Regions from separate parts of the Homo sapiens genome. Here region 2 is linked to region 1. The links are chromatin contacts, found by Hi-C or POLR2A ChIA-PET in ENCODE. All regions are on one chromosome and are shown on one strand. Each heading gives the region's core, a stretch centred on a gene start or an enhancer-like site at or near the end of the contact. The rest is flanking DNA. Distances are from core to core; before and after follow the strand shown. Region 1 has its middle 50 kb from the start of NECTIN1-DT. Region 2 holds the start of LINC02744 (long intergenic non-protein coding RNA 2744).

Region 1 (5,177 bases), core at 1,240-3,739:
AAGAAATAAAAGTTCTGACACCACGGCAGATAATTACCCTCCCCGTCCCTCGGGGCAGAGGTGAGCAGGAAAGACAACACGTTCACAGAAAGGGCAGCCCTCTATGGGCTGGTGTTTGCAGTGTCCGGGCAGCGATGCTAACAGCCAGTGGAAGGGGATGGGAGGCATCCGCGGCTCTTACTGCCTGCGTTTGCATCATCTGGTCTTAAAGTGGGGTGAATTCCTACAGGAGGAACCACACCCGCCATCAAATGCAAGTTCAGTGGAACAGACTTTTGGATCATTCATTGATTCCTTCCAGAAACATGCACGCAGCCCTGGAAACATGCATGGAGACACTGAACTGGTTACACACTTGAAACCAATGCAGTCCCTGTCCTCAGGAGCTCACAGTCCAGCAGGGGAGATGGGAAGTGGAGAGCCCTTACCAAAGGATACACAGAAAGGGGCTTTAGTAGCTCACGGGACAGACAAACCCTTAAGGAATGGGCAGGATTTCAGTGGGAGAGAAGGAGATTCTAGATAAGGGAATGAAGGAGGCAGGAGGCCATGGTGGAGGGTGGGGCTGGGAGATCCACTTCACAAGCACCTGGGAGGCCTTCGCTGTAGCTCTAGTTCTTTGACTCAGAAAATCCCCTTTCTAGCCCCCTCACGCCTGTAATCCCAGCACTTTGGGAGGCCAAGGGGGGGCAGATCACCTGATGTCAGGAGTTCGAGACTAGCCTGGCCAACATGGCAAAACCCCATCTCTACTAAAAATAAAAAAATTAGCTGGGTGTGGTGGCGCACGCCTGTAATCCCAGCTAATTGGGAGGCTGAGGTAGGAGAATCGCTTGAACCCAGGAGGCAGAGGTTGCAATGAGCCGAGATTGTGCCACTGCAATCTAGCCTGGGTGACAGAGTGAGACTCCAAAAAAAAAGAAAGAAAGAAAGGAAAATCCCCTTTCCCCTCTGGGCCTCACTTTCTCATATGTCAACAAGAGGGAGCTGCCTTGGCAGCTCTGGCATTCTAGGGTCCGTGCTCGCAGGTGGGGAGGGGAGGGCTGGGGAGTGGAGTGCTTACATAGTAGAATATTGTCCAGCGGCTTCCCAAACACCATGCCTGGGTCAGACGAGCAACTATCCCCAGACCAGGCAGCCCCATCTGGTAAGATTCACTCATCTCCCTTTCTGTGAACATGTTAATCCAACAAGGGGTGGATCCTGGGTCCCATTCCCTTGAAGCACCCCCATGCCCAGTGATGGCAAACCTGAGATACCTTGGCAAGGGCCTGGACACCCGCGGGGAGAACAGCTTGTTTCCAACCGGCCCAGGGAGGTCACTCAATGAGTTTTAAGGAACTCCAGCTGGGGTGACAGAGTGAGACCCTGTCAGAAAGAAAGAGAGAGAGAGACCCTGTAAGAAAGAAAGAAAAGAAAGAAAGAAAGAAAGAAAGAAAAGAAAGAAAGAAAAGAAAGAAGAAAAAGAGAAAAAGAAAAAGGAAAGAAAGAAAGGAAAGAAAGATGAAAGAAAAAGAAAGAGAAAAGAAAAAGAGAGAAAAAGAAAGGAAAGAAAAAGGAAAGAAAGATGAAAGAAAGAAAACAAAGAAAGAAAAAGAAAGGGAGGGAGGGAAGGAAGGAAGGAAAAAGGAAAGAGAGAGAAAAGAAATCAGACTAGAGCAATCTGTCAAGTTCAGATCATAGAGGGTCTTATATGCTGGGCCAAGGGGTTAGGTTTTGGACTGGAGCAGTGGCTGATGGGAGCTGGGCTTTAGAAAATCATCCTGACAGCAGCAGGTGACATGCACAGGTATGGGCAATTGGAGGGGCTCCTAGCAGCTAGGGGAAAGCTCAGCCAGAGGTCAGAGCCAGGCGGAGGCAGCAGGACTGGAAAGGAGGCAGTAGGTGGGAGGGATTATGCGGGAGGTGGAACCCTCAGATTTTGGCCACTGACCAGAAATGAGAAGTGAGGAGGAGGAAAAAGCTTGGAGGCCTGGAAAAGTTTCCAGCTTTCCCTCCCCAGCACAGACTCAGGAAACCACACACATGGAGTCTCAAAACACCATGAGACTGTGTCTACCCAACACAAAACACCTGGGAATCCCAACATTCAGAAAGGCCCCAGATGCCATGTCTCCAAATATCGGGATAGCCATTCTGCTTTTTATCTAGATGCTTGCAAAGGTCATGGGAGTAATGGAGCTTCCTTGCCCCCCAGCCCCTGCCTCCAGGGTCCCCCCATGCCACTCTGCAGGGAGGCAGCAAAGAGCTGATGTGCAGGCAAAGGGGAGACCAAGCCCCTGCTCTCATCAGAGGCTTCGCCGGTATTTTTAGTGCCGCAATCAAGAGCAGGGCCCGCCTCTGGATCGGCTCAGGCAGTCGGGGCCGGGCAGGACTGTTAAAAATGGAACGGCACATACTGCAATCAGTGGTGGCAGGCGAGGGGCACCCGGCAGGGCAGCAGCTGTGGCATCTGAAGCTCTTGGCCCTGGAGTCTGGAGGGGACTTGGGGGAGCAGCCTCTGCATAGCATGCTGGGCTTCCATAGCCCTGATGCCCTGGCACTGCTTCTACCCCTGCCCTTTACACTGCCAGAGTTCCCACCCCTTGCAATGCACACCCACCCTTTCCCCGCAGACCTCTCTGAGATAGTCAACTCCAGAGCTCGGGTGCCTCGGGTGAGAGGGGGAGGGAGCACAGGCCAGTGATGTCAGGATGGAGTGCGGCGGGGGCTGGATAGAGTGAGACCCCACTTCCCTGTTCTGGTGGGAAGCAGAGCTGCCCTGAGTGCCCCTGCCAGAACTATGTCCCTCCCGGGGCAGGAAGGCACAGTCAGCGTCCCAGGACACCAGCAAGCTTATCACGCTAAGACCCAGGAGGCCCGGGTTTTGAGCCATTTCTGCCACTCTGTGACAGCTCTGGGGCCTCAGGCAAGTCACTTTCCCTCTCTGGCCTCCATCATGTTATCTGTAAAATGACAAGGCTGAAGTGCAGCACAGACATGACCGATTCTCTGCGCCAACAGCAAGCTGAGTGCAGGGTGACAGATACTTCTGAGGCCTGCTCACAGCCCACCCCACCAGCCCACAACAGAGAACGTCCAGTGATGGGCAGAGCTTGGGCCTGCAAGGGGGTCTGCCCTCACTGCCCCCTTCCAGAGCAGGAGCCCCTGGACAATCTCCAGAGGAGGGACGGGATGGGATGGTTCTGTCTTCATCACCCAGCCCTTCCAGGAGCTGAGAGGGCTCTGTGGGGTGAAAAGAGGACAAGAAAATGGGTAGGGATCACTCCAGGACACTGAGTGACCACAGAGGAAGGGACTGGAAATGCCGAGCCTCATTTTACAAGCGCTGGAGCTACAGTAGAGCAGACAGGGCACAAGGTGACCCAGCCAGATCTGGGCCTGCTCGGAGGCACGCACAGGACTTCTGAAGGCAGGAGCCACATCAGCTTTTTTGATCCTACCCTTGGAACCTGGATCCTTCAAGTGCCCTTCCCACAGAGGCCTCAGGGTCCCAATTCACCCCAGTGGAGCCCTCAGCCTCCCAGGCAGGCTGCCTGCAGGAAGGAGGAGGCTGGTGGTGTTTATTGAATTTGTGTACCAGCATAAATCTGTGTCGACCTGCCTCAGAACGGTGCTCAGACGACAGATGTGCTATCTTGGGAAGCATGTGTCCCTGTCTGTCCCAGAACCTTTCTACTCCCCCGGCAAGACAGATTCAGGTGTGAATCTGCCCGGGCACCACCTGAGCACCTCATGTGAGGAGGCGCCTTGAGAGGTCATTCCTTTCATCCCCTGGCGTCACTCCCCTGGCCACAACCGTGCCAAGTCAGGGTCTTCTTAAGGACATGCCCTGCACAAATGTGCTCTGTATCTGGTGGGCCCTGCAGATGTTCAGCAGCTGGAAGTCTCCCTGCTGAGCATGACAAGCCCGCTATTGCCTTCCCCGCTGAGGTCAAGTTGAGCCTGTGATCCTGAAGCCAGTGGCAGAAGAAAACTCCAGTTCACCCTGCTTGTCTTCTGGCTACCCTACAGGCACCAGATCCTTCCACTTGGAAGGTAGGGAAGTCACTATATCGGTACCCACACCCAGGGTGTCCAGACTAGAGAATCCCAAGGCTGGCATGTGGAAGAGCCACATATGTCACCGTGGCGTGGGTGGGTGGTGCATCTCGTGTTTCCTCAGCACCTCTGAAGGCGGGATGAGAATCCGCTGTCTGACAGCCTCGGGCCCCACAGCCTGCTGAAGGCTGAGCTGCACACCTAGCACTGCAGATGGCTGGGCTAAGTGAGGGCTGGAGGAGCAGACAGGGGTACAACGGGCACGCTCAATGCTGCTCGGCCTGGGAGATCCAGCAATGTCCACCTCCTGGAAGCAGCAAGAGAAGAGCTGAGCTTTTTACCCCCACCATGCCTGGCCTGCCCTGTTGGGCAGTGATGAGCTTGGTCATGGTCCTCTGAATTTGGGGAGGCTCTCTGCCAAGGGCTCAAAGCCCCCCAAAAGCTGCTGGAGGATCAAGAGAGGAGCTGGTTGGGACTGAAGAGGGTAGACTTGTATCAGCCCAGAGTCGAGGCCCAGCAGCTGGGAACAGGGAAGGTGGCAAGCATGCAGGCCATGTCATCACCTGCCAGAAAGACCTCAAGGGAACAAGAACATTCCGAGGGCTGTCCCTCACTGGAACAAGATCTGTGAGTGATGTAAAGCTTTCTGGTAAAGGCAAAGGAAGTTTCCAGACCACCAGGACCAAAGAGAAGACCTGAAAAACCGGGTCTGTTCTCTCAGCACCACCCCAGCCCAGAGGCCTCTCTCTGTCTAAGACCATGGTGAGCACAGCAGGATAGCACAGTGGCCCACTGTCTGTAGACTCTCAGATGCTCCTGGGCATGAAGACCCCATCCGTATGGCCAACAGGAGGACCTGGACCCCAAAAAGACCTTGACAGGCTGGGGTAGCAGTTCACATGTCCCATAGTAGCAGAGAGTGGGAAAGGGACAATTCTATTCTTACAAAGTTAGGCTGCACCATGAAAAAGAATGAGATCATGTCTTTTGCGGGGACACGGATGGAGCTGGAGGCCATTATCCTTAGTAAACTAACACAGGAACAGAAAACCAAATACTGCATGTTCTTACTTATAAGTGAGAGCTAACTGATGAAAACTCATGGACACATAGAGGGGAACAAAATACACTAGGGT
Region 2 (5,177 bases), core at 775-3,274, 210 kb before region 1:
GCAGCAAGGAGGGCTTGACCTGCTCACCCTAAGGAAATGCCACTAACATGGGCCTGGGTAACCCTGGAGTTGCTGTTGGGCTGGGCAGGGCTGGGATTTATTCCTTCAGTCGTTCAAGTGCTGAGTCCTGCACTTGGCCATCAGGGCAGGGTTGCAGGATGGTGGTGGGGGAGAGGGAAGGAGAGCAGGGCCCCTTCGGGGCTGTCTTAGCTCTAGGCTCTCCCCGTTAGTGCTGGCTCATCAGCCACTCAGGTCCATGCATCAGGGACACCAAATATCTAAAATCTCAGGCCACAGCTGCCCAAAGTGTGTTGGTGGGAGAGGACAAACTAAATCCCTGTTTTCATTTCTTCCCCCAAATGGAGCTCACGTAAAGCCTTTAAACCATTGGCTTTTATCTGTTTTTAGTGTCCAATTTAGGGCTTTGCAGGGGCTCCCTCCAGGGCTTTCTCAATGGATTTATATCACAGCCAGATAGCATCTTCGAAAGCTCATCTGAGCTGGAAAATAGAGAAACATCCTTCTCTATTGTCAAGTGACAAGTGATGGCACCCAGGCAACTGGCTTGAGTGCACAGGGAACCCACTCTGGATGCCATGGCTGGGGTGGTCCCTGTCTTGAGAGGGGGCTAGCCAGAGAGGGGAAGAAGGGAGAGGCCACAGCAGGGTTCTGAATTGTCTTCCTACTTCTGAGAGCAGAGACTCCGACTCTGAAAGCTTTTCAACAAAGCACTAACTGTCCTCTCGGCCCGTCACCTGTGGGCATGAAGATGTCATCTCCCTGGCCAACCACCAGGTGCCATTTGCAGACACGTGTGCATGGGGGATGGAGTGGAGGGGGCAGAAGAAGCCTGCTCTGGCTTGCCTGGTAGCAAACAACAGCCCTCTTCTTTTAGCTGGGCTGACTTCTTCCAGCTTCCACCAGGAGCTGCATTAACCCCCTACTCTCTGCCTAGTTTTCCTCTCCTAAGTGGGGCATTTATCTGTTTTTTCTCCCCATGCACAGTTTTTTTCTTTTTTGAGACAAAGTCTTGCTCTGTCACCCAGGCTGCAGGGCAGTGGCATGATCTCGGCTCATATGCACATTTTTGAGCATCTACTATAAGCCAGGCAGTGTTAGGTATGGGGACCCCCATCCTCAGGTTGCTCGTGGTGAGTGTGAGAGACAGAGAAGCAAATAGGTGAAGTGGAGGCAGCAGTCCCTTGTAAAGAGGGAAGGAAGCATTAGGCGTTGGGTTGATCCAAGTTGGAGCAGGGAACCTGGCCTGGTGGCTCAGGAGTCTTCCCAGAGCAGAGGCCCAAGGACTGTAAACATCCCAGGTAGGAGTGTAGAGACAGAAGCCTTCTTTACCCTAAGAGATCGAGGTCCTAATGAGTATTCATAGGATTTCCAGGACATTCCTAGTTTATACTTGTTGTCCTGGCAACATTTTCATTCTAAAAATGTCACAGTTTGGATGTCAAATAGGCATAGATCAGAACTGTTTCTGAAAACCTATGAATACTATATTCATAGGGCACGTGTCACCCAGGGCTGGAATTCTGTTTTGTGATGCAGAGTCAGCATGCCTGGTGCATCTTTGCGAGTATACATGGTGAAGAAGTGTTGTGCAGAGTGTGCGTGTTGCTCCATCGTGTCACTAGACATATTGAAAGTGACTTGGTGATTGGACATAGTGGTCATAGACACAATAGAGAGCATTTCTGGACTGAAGTCCAGAAAGGGAAAGGAGAGGAGTAAAGAGGAAAAGAGAACAGTGGTGGGTGCCTATAAAGAGCCACACACCTTGCTGCATGCTCTATATGTGGGCTATTGTTTGTTCTCACAATGAATCTGAGTAGTAGATATAGCATGCCCATTTTCCAGGTAAGGAAACTGAGGGTTAGAGAGATTCTGTAACTTGTGCAAGGTTATAGGCTCTAAGTAGCAGATTAGTTCTGACTGGAGGCCAGCGTTTCCTCGGGCCTCTGTGACATCACAACGCAATGGGAGTATGACTTGGGCAGCTCCAGCTGGCTCCTCTGCTAGTCTTGCCGCAGTCACCAGTTTTGGAGGAATGGGAGAGGAGCTTTCCACTCCTCTGAGAGTCATGTCGAGAGTCTGTCTTAGCCCTCGACCCCTCAGTCTTTGTAGATCTCATCCCAGAACCCCGAGGGAGAGGTAGGAAGAGGGGCCTCCACTGGGGAGAAGGCCAGAGACATGCTGGGCTCTCTTTGGGGTCTGGCCCTGTCCCCGCCAGCCGTGGGCTCTTGGGCACATGGTGGGTGTGCATGAATGAGCCAAAAGATCCTGCCAGCATTGGTGTGGCTATGACTCCCACGTTTCTGTCCCCACTTTTGCCATGGGCCCATTCTGATTCTGGGGGTTAAGTGTGGGAAAACAGCATCTTCACAAACCCTGCTGCCTTCTCCTTGCAATATTGGAAAAGCAGATTCCTTGGCCATAGCTAGGGCTGAGGGTCCAGAGAGGTTAAATGGAAGCCATGGAGGCTGCCTTTGCCACCATGGGGACATCAGCTGTGAGGGTGCTGTATGACGCTCTGCTCCCTGGCCATTGCTTTGCCCTGGGCTCCAGGTCCCTAGAAGGGACAAAGGTTGGGGATTGGTTAGAAATCCCAAGGGAGCTCTTTCCTGGGTTTGAGTTGGGGAGGAGGCTGGGACTGCTTGTTCCAGGCTCTTGAGCAAATAGCCCTGCGAAGACTTGCCTCTGCAAAGTTCCATTGGCATGAACCCCCTTGGCTGGCATCCCTTCCCAACGTCAGAGCCCTGCCCTGGCCCTGGCTCCCAAGCTCAGAACACCTGCCTTGTCCCTGCCCCCACAGGGGGGCAGTGGTTCCTGCTGATTAGCCAGGGCTGAGCTATGGATTAGAATAGGACAAAACCATGAAGGAAGGAGATCATTTGCATATCCAGACTTGTTCAGGTGGTGGTGTCAGGGGTGTGCCAGAACACTGAGCTCTCACGTCGCCTTTCCCAGGTGTGAGAGCTGGCCTCACCTGCAAAGCACCAGGTGGGGCTCCACCTGGGTGTTCCTGGTTGGAACTGTGGCCCTGGCTTGAGGATACCTATAGACTATAAGGGTGCTAGCCCCAATCATCTGAGGGCATGAGGAGAGACAGAAGGACCCTGTTCTCCGACCTTATGCCCAATAGGGCCAAGGACACTGAGCACATTACCAGCCCCCGCTGGCTGTCTTTACATCTTACACCCCTGGCTGTGACACCAACCTCCAACCAGGGGCCTGGTGCCTGCAATCCTGGGGACTCACTGCAGAACTGGAGCATCTGTTTTTCCAAACTAGGGCCATCAAACTCCACCCTCAGAGCAATTTCACACATTTCTTTGTGTTTGTGATACAGTGCGACTTTGCTCTCCCCCACCCTGCCCCATAAATGCCCCCAGGTCAGAGGGTGCCTCTCACAAAGCATCCAGGGTCATTCTGGGCCTGGAAGGAACTCCTGTGTGGTGCCATTTGAATAAGAAGCCAGGCAAAGTGTGTCCATATGAAACAAATCATTGGGTATATCTGGTACCTGAGGGAGTATTTCACATCTGCGTTCTCATTCAAGTTTTCTACTGTGTCCTGTGAGGTGAGCAGGACAAGGATTATCACCCTGTACTTTCTAGATAAGGAAACCCAGGACCTGGGAGGCCAAGGCCAGGGCAAGAGTCAGGCAGAGAGAAGACCAGAGCGCAGGCTGTGTGGGCTCCTTCCACTATGCAGCAATCAAGGCTCCCTCCCCTGTGTGGGCTCTTTGGGTCTAACCTGGGAACCAGGAGACTTGTGAGTGCTGAGCAGCTGTGCCCCAGCCCGAGCCACAGGGAGGCCTTACGTTGAGAAGCCCACACTGTGTTGGCCTCCAAGGAGCCTGGAACCGACGGTGCCCCATAGAGAGGGCCCTGTGGGGAGGAGGCTAGCCACGCAGACAGCCTGCTGCTAGGTGTGCCGTGGAACCACGGAGCTAATTGCAGATCTGGTCACCACCATGCTGAGCGCCAGGGAGGAGGGAATGGGGAGACACTAAGCCCACGAGACAGGAACACAGTGCCTGGTGAAACAGAGCCAGCCAGTGCTGATGCAAGTATTGACTGAGTTCATAACCTGATCTGCCGTGGGAGGGGGAATATTTGACAGAACGCATCAGCCGAGGGTGGTGAGCCAGGCACTGGGAGAGTGAGCAAGACAGGCCAAGCGGGGATGCCCTCGGCCACGACCACCTTCTCTCAGGGTCTTTCCACCCTGATGATCCCGAGGAACCCAACGTGCCCCCTACGGCAATTCCGTCTGTTTCCAACTCCTCATTGGCTTCATGTGGGCTTCCCGGGTTCATTGCTCATCTGCGTGGAATCTGCTGAAGCCACAGCACTGAGCTGAAGCTCACTGGTTCTTGAATGTCACTAGCTGCTCCTGTCCCTGGGCCATTCAATGTCAGTGTCCGCCCTGTGGCTCTTCCTTGCTTTCTAGCTGCCAGTCAGCCACTTCCCGTCTTCCTCTCTTCAGTCCTCTCTCCCTTCCCCAGTGCACCTTAAACCCTTCTGGCTGCACTGATGGGCTCTCCTTTCTAGCATTTCTGTCTGATCTCTGACCCTAACCCTGTCCTGGCCTGGGAGTGCCCTGAGATCCTGACTGCCCTTCTTGGCTCCCAGGCAGGGCTCAGTCCCGGGAGATGGGCCTTAGGAGGTGCAGACTCCTGCTGGGCCAACTTAGCATTTTCCACAGCAGGTAGGCAGGCAGTCACATGGTCACATGGCCCATCCCAAATCTCTACATCACAACCCAGATTTTCTCCATTAAGGGTATCGATTTCCTCAGCTGAACTGCTGGGATCAAAGGCAGCCTTAGCAACTCGGCAGTTCATTAAGTCCCAGCTGTCCCAGGGGACTGGCCTGGTGGATAAACATGTGAGCAGGTGGCCATGCTGGGACCTTGAGGGCAGCCTGCTGCCAGGAGTGCTCAGGCTGGACCTGGGCAGGGCAGCAGGAAGGGCAGACCTCAGGCTGCCCTTTTGTCCCCTCCCTCCAAGAACTGGGCTTTGGGGCCCTCCCCAGGGCCCGCAGGAACCATATGGGGATACTGCACCTGCTCCCACCCTGCTCCTGCCATTTTCCTACCTGCCCTCCCACCAGATACCTGCCAGGCCTTGTGCTGGGCACTGAAGATGCAGAGCTTCCTAAGCC

What was found. Hi-C counts contacts between places; a loop is a spot of excess contacts on that map. ChIA-PET counts read pairs that join two places held with the same protein, here RNA polymerase II (POLR2A).
Region 2: a loop to region 1 is called in a map of Caco-2, with 2.0 times the contacts of the local background. The contact joins the promoter of LINC02744 here to the enhancer-like site in region 1. A Hi-C loop is called at or near these places in 1 of 168 maps with a recorded cell type or tissue (Caco-2). POLR2A ChIA-PET finds 5 or more read pairs at or near these places in 2 of 52 experiments (H1 and SK-N-SH).

Annotation. Positions count from the first base shown.
Region 1 is chr11:119,777,159-119,782,335 of GRCh38, reverse strand. No RefSeq gene overlaps it. Among named protein-coding and RNA genes, the nearest start is that of NECTIN1-DT, 50 kb to the right of the region's middle. Within about 2 kb of position 2,489, at least 4 of the 41 ENCODE cell types and tissues checked have a DNase peak (open chromatin) inside an H3K27ac peak, as active enhancers do.
Region 2 is chr11:119,991,577-119,996,753 of GRCh38, reverse strand. It overlaps LINC02744 (long intergenic non-protein coding RNA 2744), which reads left to right and starts at 2,024. Exons shown (of 4, transcript NR_183635.1): 1 at 2,024-2,160.